Regions from separate parts of the Homo sapiens genome. Here regions 1 and 3 are each linked to region 2. A link is a contact called in ENCODE Hi-C or POLR2A ChIA-PET data. All regions are on one chromosome and are shown on one strand. The core of a region is the stretch at or near the end of the contact, and the rest is flanking DNA. Distances in the headings are between cores, read along the strand shown. Region 1 holds the start of BIK (BCL2 interacting killer). Region 2 overlaps PACSIN2 (protein kinase C and casein kinase substrate in neurons 2). Region 3 has its middle 32 kb from the start of A4GALT.

Region 1 (3,403 bases), core at 718-3,217, 180 kb before region 2:
ACCCAGTCTGGTCTAGCCCAGTCTAGTCTCCTGAGCTCAAGCAATCCTCCTGCCTCAGCCTCCCAAAGTGCTAGGATTACAGGCACGAGTCAAATGTGTGAGAATCTTAGTCTTAACATCCTTAAGACAATTAAAAAAAAAAAAAGGGCCAGGCATAGGGGCTCACGTCTGTAATCCCAGCACCTTGGGAGGCTGAGGCAGGAGTATTTAAACACTCAAGCCGGGCGGGGTGGGTCACACCTGTAATCCCAGCACTTTGGGAGGCTGAGGCGGGTGGATCGCCTGAGGTCAGGAGTTCGAGACTAGCTTGGCCAACATGGTGAAACCCCATCTCTACTAAAAATACAAAAAATTAGCTGGGCCTCGTGGTAGGCGCCTGTAATCCCAGCTACTAGGAGGCTGAGGCAGGAGAACCGTTTGAACCCAGGAGGCCGAGGTTGCAGTTAGCCGAGACGGCGCCATTGCACTCCAGCCTGGGCAACAAGAGCGAAGCTCTGTTTCAAAAAAAAACAAAAAGAAACAAAAAACACCCAAACTGTGCCATTCCTGAGAACTTATTCCAAAGGCGTGCCCAAATTAAGTAGAAATCGGGGTGAGTCTTAACTCCAGGGAGGCTACTAACTTGAGAGGGGCTTTCACCTGGCCAGAAACCTCAGGGATACATTTTGCAGAGTGAACAGAACAAACTGAGGTTCAGAGAGATGGAGTGGCCCTTCCGAGGCCACAGGGCTGGAGAGTGGAAAGAGGTTTTGGCTTGGGTTCCATAAAGGGCCCTTGGCTTCTAGCTAGACAACCCTGGCATTTCTGTGCCTCCTGGGACTGAAATCTCTGTTTCTCCACCTGGAAGATGAGGCCTCCTGCTCCCAGGGGCAGACAGATGTTAAGAACTTCCCGGCGCTAGTGCCCACCAGACTGCGCTCCTCCTAATGCGGGGACATGAGGCTGACACCAATGCTCCCTGGGAAGCTCGGGCTCCCAGACCACAGTAAACACTGCGTTAAAACAGCAACAAAAATGTTACAATAGTAAGAGCTACAACAGTAACATCAACAACCACGTCCTACCCCACGAGTGGCTCATTCTAGCAAAATTGACAATGAAGGGCTTGAAAGCGATCGCATTTAGGAGGCCAGAGCCCAGACGACGACCAGCTCCGAACCCCACAAGCCTTGTCGTGACCGCGCCCCGCAGGCGGGGGGCCCCCTCGCGGGTCACCCGCAGGGGCGCACCTCCAATTTACCAAACAAGGTCGCATGCCCCAGCCGGGCTCTAGTCCCCGCCCAGTCTGGGGCGCACCTGTGCAGGGCGCGTGGGCAAGCGAGGGCGGGCGGCTGCGCGCCGCTCCGTGTGCACGTTCCTGTTCCGGACTTTCTGGGCGTCCCGTTACGAAGCCTTTCCTCGGCCCTTCCTCAGGTGCGCAGCGCCTCCGGGAGCCGGTCCCGGCGGCACCGGGCACGACGCCATCTTCCCTCTTTTAAGGGCACCGGGGCTGTGCGGCCGCGGCCGTGGGCTGGCGTTGCCGCGCTACGGTCTGGCCGGGTCCGCACGACCCCAGAGTTCGGAGCCGGGTGCCCGGAAGCCGCACTGGAGGACTGTGCGGCGGCGATGGGGCGTCCAGCCGTCGCGGCGAGACGCAGAGGGACCACCCCATTGCACAGGCGCGGAGACTGAGGCCCGCAGGGGCCGCGCCTGGCACGATCGCCCGTCGGGGACCTGGAGCCCCGGACAGAGAGGGTACGTTTCGGAGCCGGAGTCCCGAGACGTCGCCCCGCCAGCGACTTGCTGGAGCGGTAAAACCTGGGCACGGCTCCCCACACTTCCAGCCGCTCGGCACCCGGGCCGCGGCCTGGGCGCTAACCGCCGGGCTCGAGCTGGGCGGAGCAGCGGGCGGCAGCAGGGTCGGGGGCACTCACCTGGCGGCGGCGATGCTGGCAGCGTCTGTAAGCCACCCGGGAGGCTTCGTGTCTGCGGCCCGGCTGCCGGCGCGGGACCTAATAGGCCCGGGCGCCCCGCCCCTCCCGCCCCGCCCGGGTCCCGCCCCTCCCCGGGAGCGGCCTCTCGCACCCCGAGCGCGGAATCCCGGACTGGGGTCTGAATGGCATTGGCAACAGAACCGCTACAAGTGCAGCCCGTTGGCTTGTTTACAGCCTCTCTGCCCCCTGCTGTTCTGCAAGCTTGTTTTGTCCCGTGCGTCGCTGTTTCCCCTGCGCCCAGCACGGGCGTGCACTCAGGGGTTTCCATCAATATCGGGGGGATCGATCCATTGACAGAATCTGGCCCTTTACACGGATGGCCTCCGTTCGAGCTCAAAGTACTCCTCGGTGCTTTTTTTCACGATCATTTTACCCACGTGGAAACCGAGGCTCCAAGAGGACGAAATGACTTAAATGACAGCGTGAAGCCAGCGTTCAAAGACGTGTGCTCCTTAGGCTGGCAGCTTTGGGATTTAGGTGTTTTAAAGCCTATTTCACAAATATGAAAACCGAGGTTCACATTTGGTTAGCAGCAGCATCCAGTGATCCATACCCGAAGCCAGGGGGCTGCCCCTCCACTGCCGCCCGTCCGCAGCCTTCCAGCTGCATGACACACCCACTGCCTTCCCCCTCCCGTCGGGGCTCCGGGTCCGCGAGAGGCGGGCGGGACTGGGAGGGATTGGGGGCAGGGGGCTCACGTGCAGACCTGGTGAGACGGACCCCACAGCGCCTGGCGGGGCGAACAGAGAAATCAGAAAGCTTCCAGGCGGGGTGGGCGGGTGGGCAGCCTGCTACGCGGGGATGGGTAGGACCTAACTCCAGCCCTGGGGTATATTGGGGGTGGGAGAAGGCAGAGCGCTCCTGGAATAACAAAGTAACAATTGTCCTGGGCACGGCAAAGCTTGTTTACTTCTGTCTTGATCCCCTCAGAGATTAGGGGAGGGGCAGGGACAGGGGTTCCCCTCCCCCAGCTCTGTCGTTTGCTACCTGTTGGGTACCCTCACTCTGTTCTTCCCACCTCTAGGGTAATTACTTCCCCTTCAATGTTCTCATCTGTGAAATGGACAACAGCACCTACCAAGAGCTGGGCTGTTGGGAGGAACAGAGGAGGTAAAGTGTGATAAAGTCTTCAGAGCCCCTCCCGCCTTCCGGGCTCTGGACCTTCTTTGCTTTTGTGGGGTTTTTTTGTTTGTTTTTGTTTTTGTTTTTTTGAGACAGAGTCTAGCCCTGTTGCCCAGGCTGGAGTGCAGTGGCACAATCTTGGCTCACTGCAACGTCTGTCTCCCAGGTTGAAGCAATCCTCCCGCCTCAGCCCCCCTAGTAGCTGGATTACAGGCGTGTGCCACCATGCCCGGCTAGTTTTTGTATTTTTAGTAGAGACGGGGTTTTGCCATATTGGCCAGGCTGGTCTTGAACTCCTGACACCAGGT
Region 2 (3,357 bases), core at 6-2,505:
GCACCTGCCCCATTCCCATCCAAGGTTCACCTTGGTGTCGCTGGCTTGGAAGCCATTTCCTCACTTCCCTGGGTGGAAAGCAGCTACTTCAGTCCTCCAACAATCCCAAGGAGTGGTAGGCAGTGTTAGTTTTGTTTTCTGGATGAGGAAACTAAGGTTCAGGAAGGTTAAGTAACGTGCCCCTGGTTACCCAGCTGGTTTGCAGCAAGGCTGGGATTCATTCATTGCTGCTTCTCACATATCATTGCCTCGTGTAAGCCAGGTGCTGTGCCCAGCCGTGGGATACAACTGTGAACAAGGCAGGTGTGAGTTAGGTGTCTGCCTCCCTCAACACCTTGAGCTGTTTGAGCAGGCAGGCGTCTGGAATAGGCATGCAGTGAACACTGAGCGAATGAATGAGTGAATGAAAGAATTCCTGTCAACATTCTACTCTTGTTGGACTCGGGTTGGCATGCTGCCTCCCTTAGCATCCAGCCTGTCACTCTTCAGAGTCACGCACACGTGACTCACCTCTGCCTTTCCTTGGTGTCTTTTGTTGCCTGTGTCTCATGCAGGAGGCAGCACAGCCTGGTGGCTCAGGGAGGCTCTGGAGCACCTGGTCTGGGTTTGAATCCAAGCTCTGCCCCTTACTAGTTGTGTGACTTGGGCACGTTATTTAAACACTCTTATGCCTCTGTTTCTTCATCTATAAATTTACTTTTGAACTTGAACTGTCAAAAACTTTCATTTTTTAATTCTTAAACTTTCCCACTGACCCAAACCAGATTGAGAAATTGGATAACCAAAACCATGGAGGTATTTTTGCTTTTTATGAGCGTGCCTTTTGTTATTTCAAAATGACCTACTTTCATACTTCCAAATGCATTTTAGAAACATTTTGATTAATTTAAAAGACAATCATTTTCAAAATTAGTTTATTGAATAACTTTTTCCCTTGTTTATGTGGTGTGAACGTGGGTATCCATGTACTTCTTGGGTCAGGATTGAGTGGGTGCCTCATCTGTGCTAGGCTCTGCGTGAGACACGAGGACAGGAGGGTCCAGAGAAGGTCTGAGAGCTGAGACAAAGGTGCTGAGTGTGTCCAGGGCCCAAACCCAGAGGTCCTGGTGCTGCTGCATGTTGTGGCTGTGGAATTGGGGCAGAGAGCACAGGTAGCAGGAAAGTGTGTGAGTTAGGCTGCATGTCACAGAGACCCTCAAAATAATAGTGGCTTAAAGAGAAGTTTATTCCTCTCATCTGCAGAGTCCAGAGGTGGCATGGCTGGTGGGCACACCACACTGTCAGAGACCTAGACTTCCTCTGTCTCGTTTTGTGCATGGCTCTGTTCCCAAGTCACCTCATGGTTCGCGATGAGAAAAGCATGGCATTCATATTTAACACGGCGAACTTTGTGCTAGGATTGGGACACAAAAATAAACTCCATGTGGTTCCTGCCCTCAAGGATCTTAGGTCTCTTGGGAGAGACAGATGCCTGGATGACCGCCCTCCATCTGAGGTTGATTGGAAGGAGCCCTGTGTGAGAGGAACACAGGCAGGCAGGCCAGGCAGCAGAGCTGACATTTGGGAATAAAGGAAGTCTTTATGAAAGAGGTGGCATCTGATCTTGATCTTAAAGAATAATTAGTATCTTGACACTCATCTGGGAGGCTGTTTGAGGGAGAAGGATACTGTGAAGGGAGGTACGAAGACCTGAAAGGGCAGGGCTCTGTTTGGAGCCCCGGGTGGCGGGTCACTCTCCTGCCTTGTCCGAGTTGAAGTAGACCATCATTCTGGAGCAGACGTCACACAATTGGAAAGATGTCCCCAGCTGTGTGATTAGTATGACATCCATTCTAAAAGGTGAACAAAAGAACCTGGAAAGAAACCAGACAGGATCGTTTTGGAGTTCTGAGATACTCATTCTTTTGCCTGTACTTTGGAAGCAGGATCAAGCCATTCGTAGGCACGCCACTCCCACTGAACATTTCACAATCCACTGAGCCCAGTGCTGTCACTGTGTTTCAGTTCTCAGAAGCTATTGACAGCATCTTCAATGAGAAGTCCTGGGACCCAGAGTCAGAGCACTTTTTACTGGTTTTGCAAGATACAAATATTAATTGCTGTTGACTTTCCCTTTAAATTTTAGCCTCTGTATGTGGGCAGGACTTGTAGCATAGATGAGACCTTGTGTTACCAACATTGTAAGTAATTTATGTGATGTGGACGTGCTTGGGAAGCATGGACTTTCTTTATGCTGACTGTGGCTTGTTTCACAGTGAGACCCTGATAATGAGCTCAAGCCCGGACATTGGGGTCCTGGTGAGTATAGTTGCACAGGGCGGCCGTCAGGCCTGGATCTGATGAAGTAGGGAGGATCTTTGCAGCCATGCTCACTGCACATACACACTCTTATAATTACTCGGCTTTAATTCACGTTTATTCTTCCATAATCTCCTGCTTATAGGAGGCTGTCTTAAAACATTTTAAACTCAGAGAACTCTAAGAGCTTGTTGAATCCCACTCTCTTCTTTTCATGTGAAAGTAGTTGGATGCTGAGAAGATAAGGGACTTGCCCAATGTCCCATTGCTGTTTAATGGCAAATTTGGGATGAGGCTTCTAAATTTTGGCACTGAGAGCTCTTTGTAAGTGTAAAAAATGACTTCAGAATTATCAAAAATGAAATTATGTTCAGTGTAGCTTTATTGATTTTGTTTGTTTAGAGGTATATGTATTTGTGTGTATTTTTCCTTAAATTTGGTGTTCCAGGTAGGGTATACCCAGTGATTCCCTTCACCAGCCTGATTACCTACAAGTGCCTCCACCACTATTTTGGGGTGTACTTCATTGTCTTCAGACATTAACACCATCTACTGAGTTTAATGAGCATCAGTCCATCAGGCCCAGTGAAACACTCTGACAACTTACATATTAAAGGAGTTTCACATCTAAAATTTCACAAATGAGGCTTATGTATTTGAAGTTTCTTAAAAATAAAAACAAAACCAACCTGATTTCTGTACTCTGATGCATGAAATTAGAAGCTATGTGAGGCTCACCTGCCTCCACAGCAACTGAAGTCTTGTTTTATGTGAACACCTTCTTTTCTTTCCTCCTTCTGTCCATTTCTGATGCATGTGTAAGATGGCAGGTGATATTTCATCGCCTACAGCACTCTCAGATTCAGCACGTGAAGAGACAGTGAATCACTTTAAGGACTTCAGAGGCAGCGACATTTTTTAGCCAAGGTGTTTCTTTGGGCCATTTTCCTCCTATGCCTCTCCGGGTGTGTTCCCGTCCTTTCTCAAGGGTTTATGGTTTGCCCCTTAAGTGTAGATTGAGGATGTCAGATTGAAATCTTGCTCTTTAAACTGTATCCA
Region 3 (3,289 bases), core at 578-3,077, 180 kb after region 2:
TCAATGATTTTTTTTTTTTTGAGACAGAGTTTTGCTCTTGTCACCCAGGCTGGAGTGAGATCTCCAATGGTGAGATCTTGGCTCCTAGGTTCAAGTGATTCTCCTGCCTCAGCCTCCCGAGTAGCTGGGATTACAGGTGCCCACGCCTGGCTAATTTTTGCATTTTTCGTTTTTTTTAGTTTTTTGTTGTTCTTGTTGTTTGTTTTGAGACAGAGTCTTGCTCTGTCATCAGGTTGCGGTGCAGTGGCACGATCTTGGCTCACTGCAACCTCCGACTCCCCAGTTCAAGCGATTCTCCCGCCTCAGCCTCCCAAGTAGCTGGGATTACAGGCACACACCACCACACTCAGCTAATTTTTTTGTAATTTTAGTAGAGACAAGGTTTCACCATGTTGGCCAGGATGCTCTCGATCTCCTGACCGCGTGATACGCCCGCCTCGGCCTCCCAGAGTGCTGGGATTACAGGCGTGAGCCACCTCACCTGGCCAATAATGTATTTTTAGCTACATCTAAATGCTTTGCCAGAGAAAGAACCTTCTCCAAAGCCAAATGTCACCAGAGAGAGGCTTAAAACTCAGCTAGCCAGGCACACGCCCGGGTCAAGAGGGTGACGTGCTGCTGGTGCGTCGCCAGGACCACACCATGGGCAGCCTCCTGAGGAAACATCACCAGCTTCTGAGGCCAGCTTTTACCCGAACACCCAGAAGGGTCCCGTCTTAGCCCATCTGGGCAGGTGTGACAAATACCCCAGGACCAGGAGGCTTCTAAACAACAGACACTTCATTCTCAAAGTCCTAGAGGCCGGAAAGTCCAAAAGTCAAGGCACTGGCAGATTCTGTGTCCCGTTCAGAATTAGTCATTCTATTTATATATTTATTTTTAGGCCAGGCACGGTGGCTCACGCCTGTAATCCCAGCACTTTGGGAGGCCAAGGTGGGCAGATCGCTTGAGCCCGGGAGTTCAAGACCAGCCTGAGTAACATAGTAAGACCTCATCTCCACAAAAAATCAAAAAAATTAGCCAGGCATGGTGGCATGTGCCTGTAGTCCCAGCTACTTGGAAGGCTGAGGCAGGAAGATCACCTGAGCCTGGGAGGTTGAGGCTGCAGTGAGCCATGATTGCAACACTGCACTCTAGCCAGGGCAACAGAGGGAGACCCTGTCTCAAAAAAAATGTAAAGAAAGGCCAGGCGCGGTGGCTCATGCCTGCAATCCCAGCGCTTTGGGTGGCCAAGGTGGGTGGATCACTTGAGGTCAGGATTTCGAGACCAGTCTGGTCAACATGGTGAAACCTTGTCTCTACTAAAAATACAAAAAATTAGCTGGGCACGGTGCCATGTGCCTGTAATCCTAGCTGCTGGGGAGGCTGAGGCAGGAGAATCACTTGAACCCGGGAAGCAGAGGTTGCAGTGAGCTGAGATCGCACCACTGCACTCCAGTCTGTGAGACAGAATGAGATCCCGTCTTTAAAAAAAAAAAAAATGTAAAGAAAAAAAAAACCTGAAAAATCCCCTTCAGTCCAGAACCCCCGAGCCATGCGTCATGGGGCTGTGGCTGATTTTTAATCTGCTGGTCTTGTGCGTTTGCAGAGGGACTTTGCCAGAACTGGAGTAATTTGGTTAAGGCCGAAGCTCAGTGGACACAGACAGCTTGTCCTGGGTCCTGGGAGGGTGACAGGAGGAGGCTGCAGGTTCCCAGAACCACAGCCCTCACAGCTGGAGGGGGATTGGGAGAGACCCCCTCCCTGCACAGCCCCCAGTAACCAGTGTGTCACCCCAAGCCTGGGAGGGAAGGATGATTACTCTTCCTAGTTTACAGACGAGGAAACTGAGGCTCTGAACAGCCCACAGTCTCACAAAGAATGAGCAGCTGAAAGATGCTAACCAGGCCTGTTGGAGTCCACAGCCTCGTCTGCCTCTCGGGACAGGTGCTGCCACTGAACGAGGTGGCTGAGCTGATCCGGGGTGCCCTCTCCCCAATACCTCTTTCCCATGGGTCCCTCGCATGCCAGGAAGCTCCCTTTCCAGAGCCAGCCTTTGGAGTCCGGCAGAGGATCTGCCCAGGTCACTTCCTGGGGACTTGCCTTAGCTGACCCCCCCAGCTGGACAGCAGGGAGGGGGCTTGGGAAATGTCAAGGAGGAGGACCACGGGGTTGGGGGAGCCTTCACGGCGTCCACCCCTCTCCTCACTTCCCCTTCCAGCCTGGCCCTGGCCTTTCCGCCCCTCCTTCTGCTCCCCATGGGCACCCAGGCACAGATGTGGCCTGTTAGTGCTATCCGAGAGCTGTGGGGGATGCCTGTCACCTGTGTCCATGACTCAAGGGATAATTCTAAGTCCTCTCTCAGCTCCCAAAAGGCTGACCCCACCCTGCGCAGCACGGTCCTTTGTCCTGCTTTCCTGGGGGAACCACTTGTAAGTTGATTTGGGAACTCGTCCTAGCTCCAGATTGTTTTGCTTTATTTCAAATAACAGGTCAAGGCAGCTTGAACAGGGGCGTGAAAGGAAGTCAGAGGCAATCCCGGGGCAGCGGCCCTGCAGGGCGGCCCCCCACCCTGAGGTCTCCCACAGACTGGCTAGGTTTCAGGGCCATCTGAGGACACGGCTGGGACAGGCCCCCACCCCTCGTCACCTGGCCTTGCACTGTGTTTCAGCATCTGGGGTGGGGGTGTTCCATGGGCAGATACGAAGTCTCACAGTTTCCTAACAGGAAACGTGGGGCGTGGAGGCCTTCTTCGGGTCCCAGTCCACTGGGGTTAAGAAGAAGGGCTTGGGGCCAGGCACAGTAGTTCATGCTTGTAATCCCAGCACTTTGGGAGGCCAAGGCGGGCAGATCACTTGAGGTCAGGAGTTCAAGACCAGCCTGACCAACATGGTGAAACCATGTCTCTACTAAAATTACAAAAGAAATTAGCCAGGCGTGGCCAGGCGCGGTGGCTCATGCCTGTAATACCAGCACTTTGGGAGGCAGAGGCAGGCGGATCACAAGGTCAGGAGTTCAAGACCAGCACGGCCAACATGGTGAAACCCCATCTCTGTTAAAAATACAAAAATCAGCAGGGCGTAGCCGGGCACGGTGGCTCACGCCTGTAATCCCAGCACTTTGGGAAGCCGAGGCGGGTGGATCACTTGAGGTCAGGGGTTCGAGACCAGCCTGGCCAACATGGTGAAACTGACTCTACTAAAAATACAAAAATTAGCTGGGCATGGTGTCATGCGCCTGTAATCCCAGCACTTTGGGAGGCCTAGGCGGGCAGATCACCTGAGTTCAGGAGTTCGAGACCAGCCTGGCC

Evidence for each region. Hi-C counts contacts between places; a loop is a spot of excess contacts on that map. ChIA-PET counts read pairs that join two places held with the same protein, here RNA polymerase II (POLR2A). Pooled maps may share reads with other maps.
Region 1: a loop to region 2 is called in a map with no recorded cell type, with 2.6 times the contacts of the local background. The contact joins the promoter of BIK here to the enhancer-like site in region 2. A Hi-C loop is called at or near these places in 1 of 168 maps with a recorded cell type or tissue (PC-9), 2 of 37 single-sample maps with no recorded cell type and 2 of 50 pooled maps. POLR2A ChIA-PET finds 5 or more read pairs at or near these places in 2 of 52 experiments (A673 and activated T-cell).
Region 3: a loop to region 2 is called in a pooled map, with 2.4 times the contacts of the local background. The contact joins two enhancer-like sites. A Hi-C loop is called at or near these places in 4 of 37 single-sample maps with no recorded cell type and 2 of 50 pooled maps. POLR2A ChIA-PET finds 5 or more read pairs at or near these places in 4 of 52 experiments (OCI-LY7, PC-3 and activated naive CD4-positive, alpha-beta T cell).

The regions. Positions count from the first base shown.
Region 1 is chr22:43,109,314-43,112,716 of GRCh38, reverse strand. BIK (BCL2 interacting killer) reads right to left here and starts at 1,967. Exons shown (of 5, transcript NM_001197.5): 1 at 1,914-1,967. RefSeq lists silencers at 1,098-1,317, 1,848-2,017 and an enhancer at 1,342-1,900.
Region 2 is chr22:42,928,094-42,931,450 of GRCh38, reverse strand. The region is part of intron 1 of PACSIN2 (protein kinase C and casein kinase substrate in neurons 2); the gene reads left to right. Among named protein-coding and RNA genes, the nearest start is that of ARFGAP3, 72 kb to the right of the region's middle. RefSeq lists a silencer at 565-644. Within about 2 kb of position 1,255, at least 23 of the 41 ENCODE cell types and tissues checked have a DNase peak (open chromatin) inside an H3K27ac peak, as active enhancers do.
Region 3 is chr22:42,751,396-42,754,684 of GRCh38, reverse strand. No RefSeq gene overlaps it. Among named protein-coding and RNA genes, the nearest start is that of A4GALT, 32 kb to the right of the region's middle. Within about 2 kb of position 1,827, at least 13 of the 41 ENCODE cell types and tissues checked have a DNase peak (open chromatin) inside an H3K27ac peak, as active enhancers do.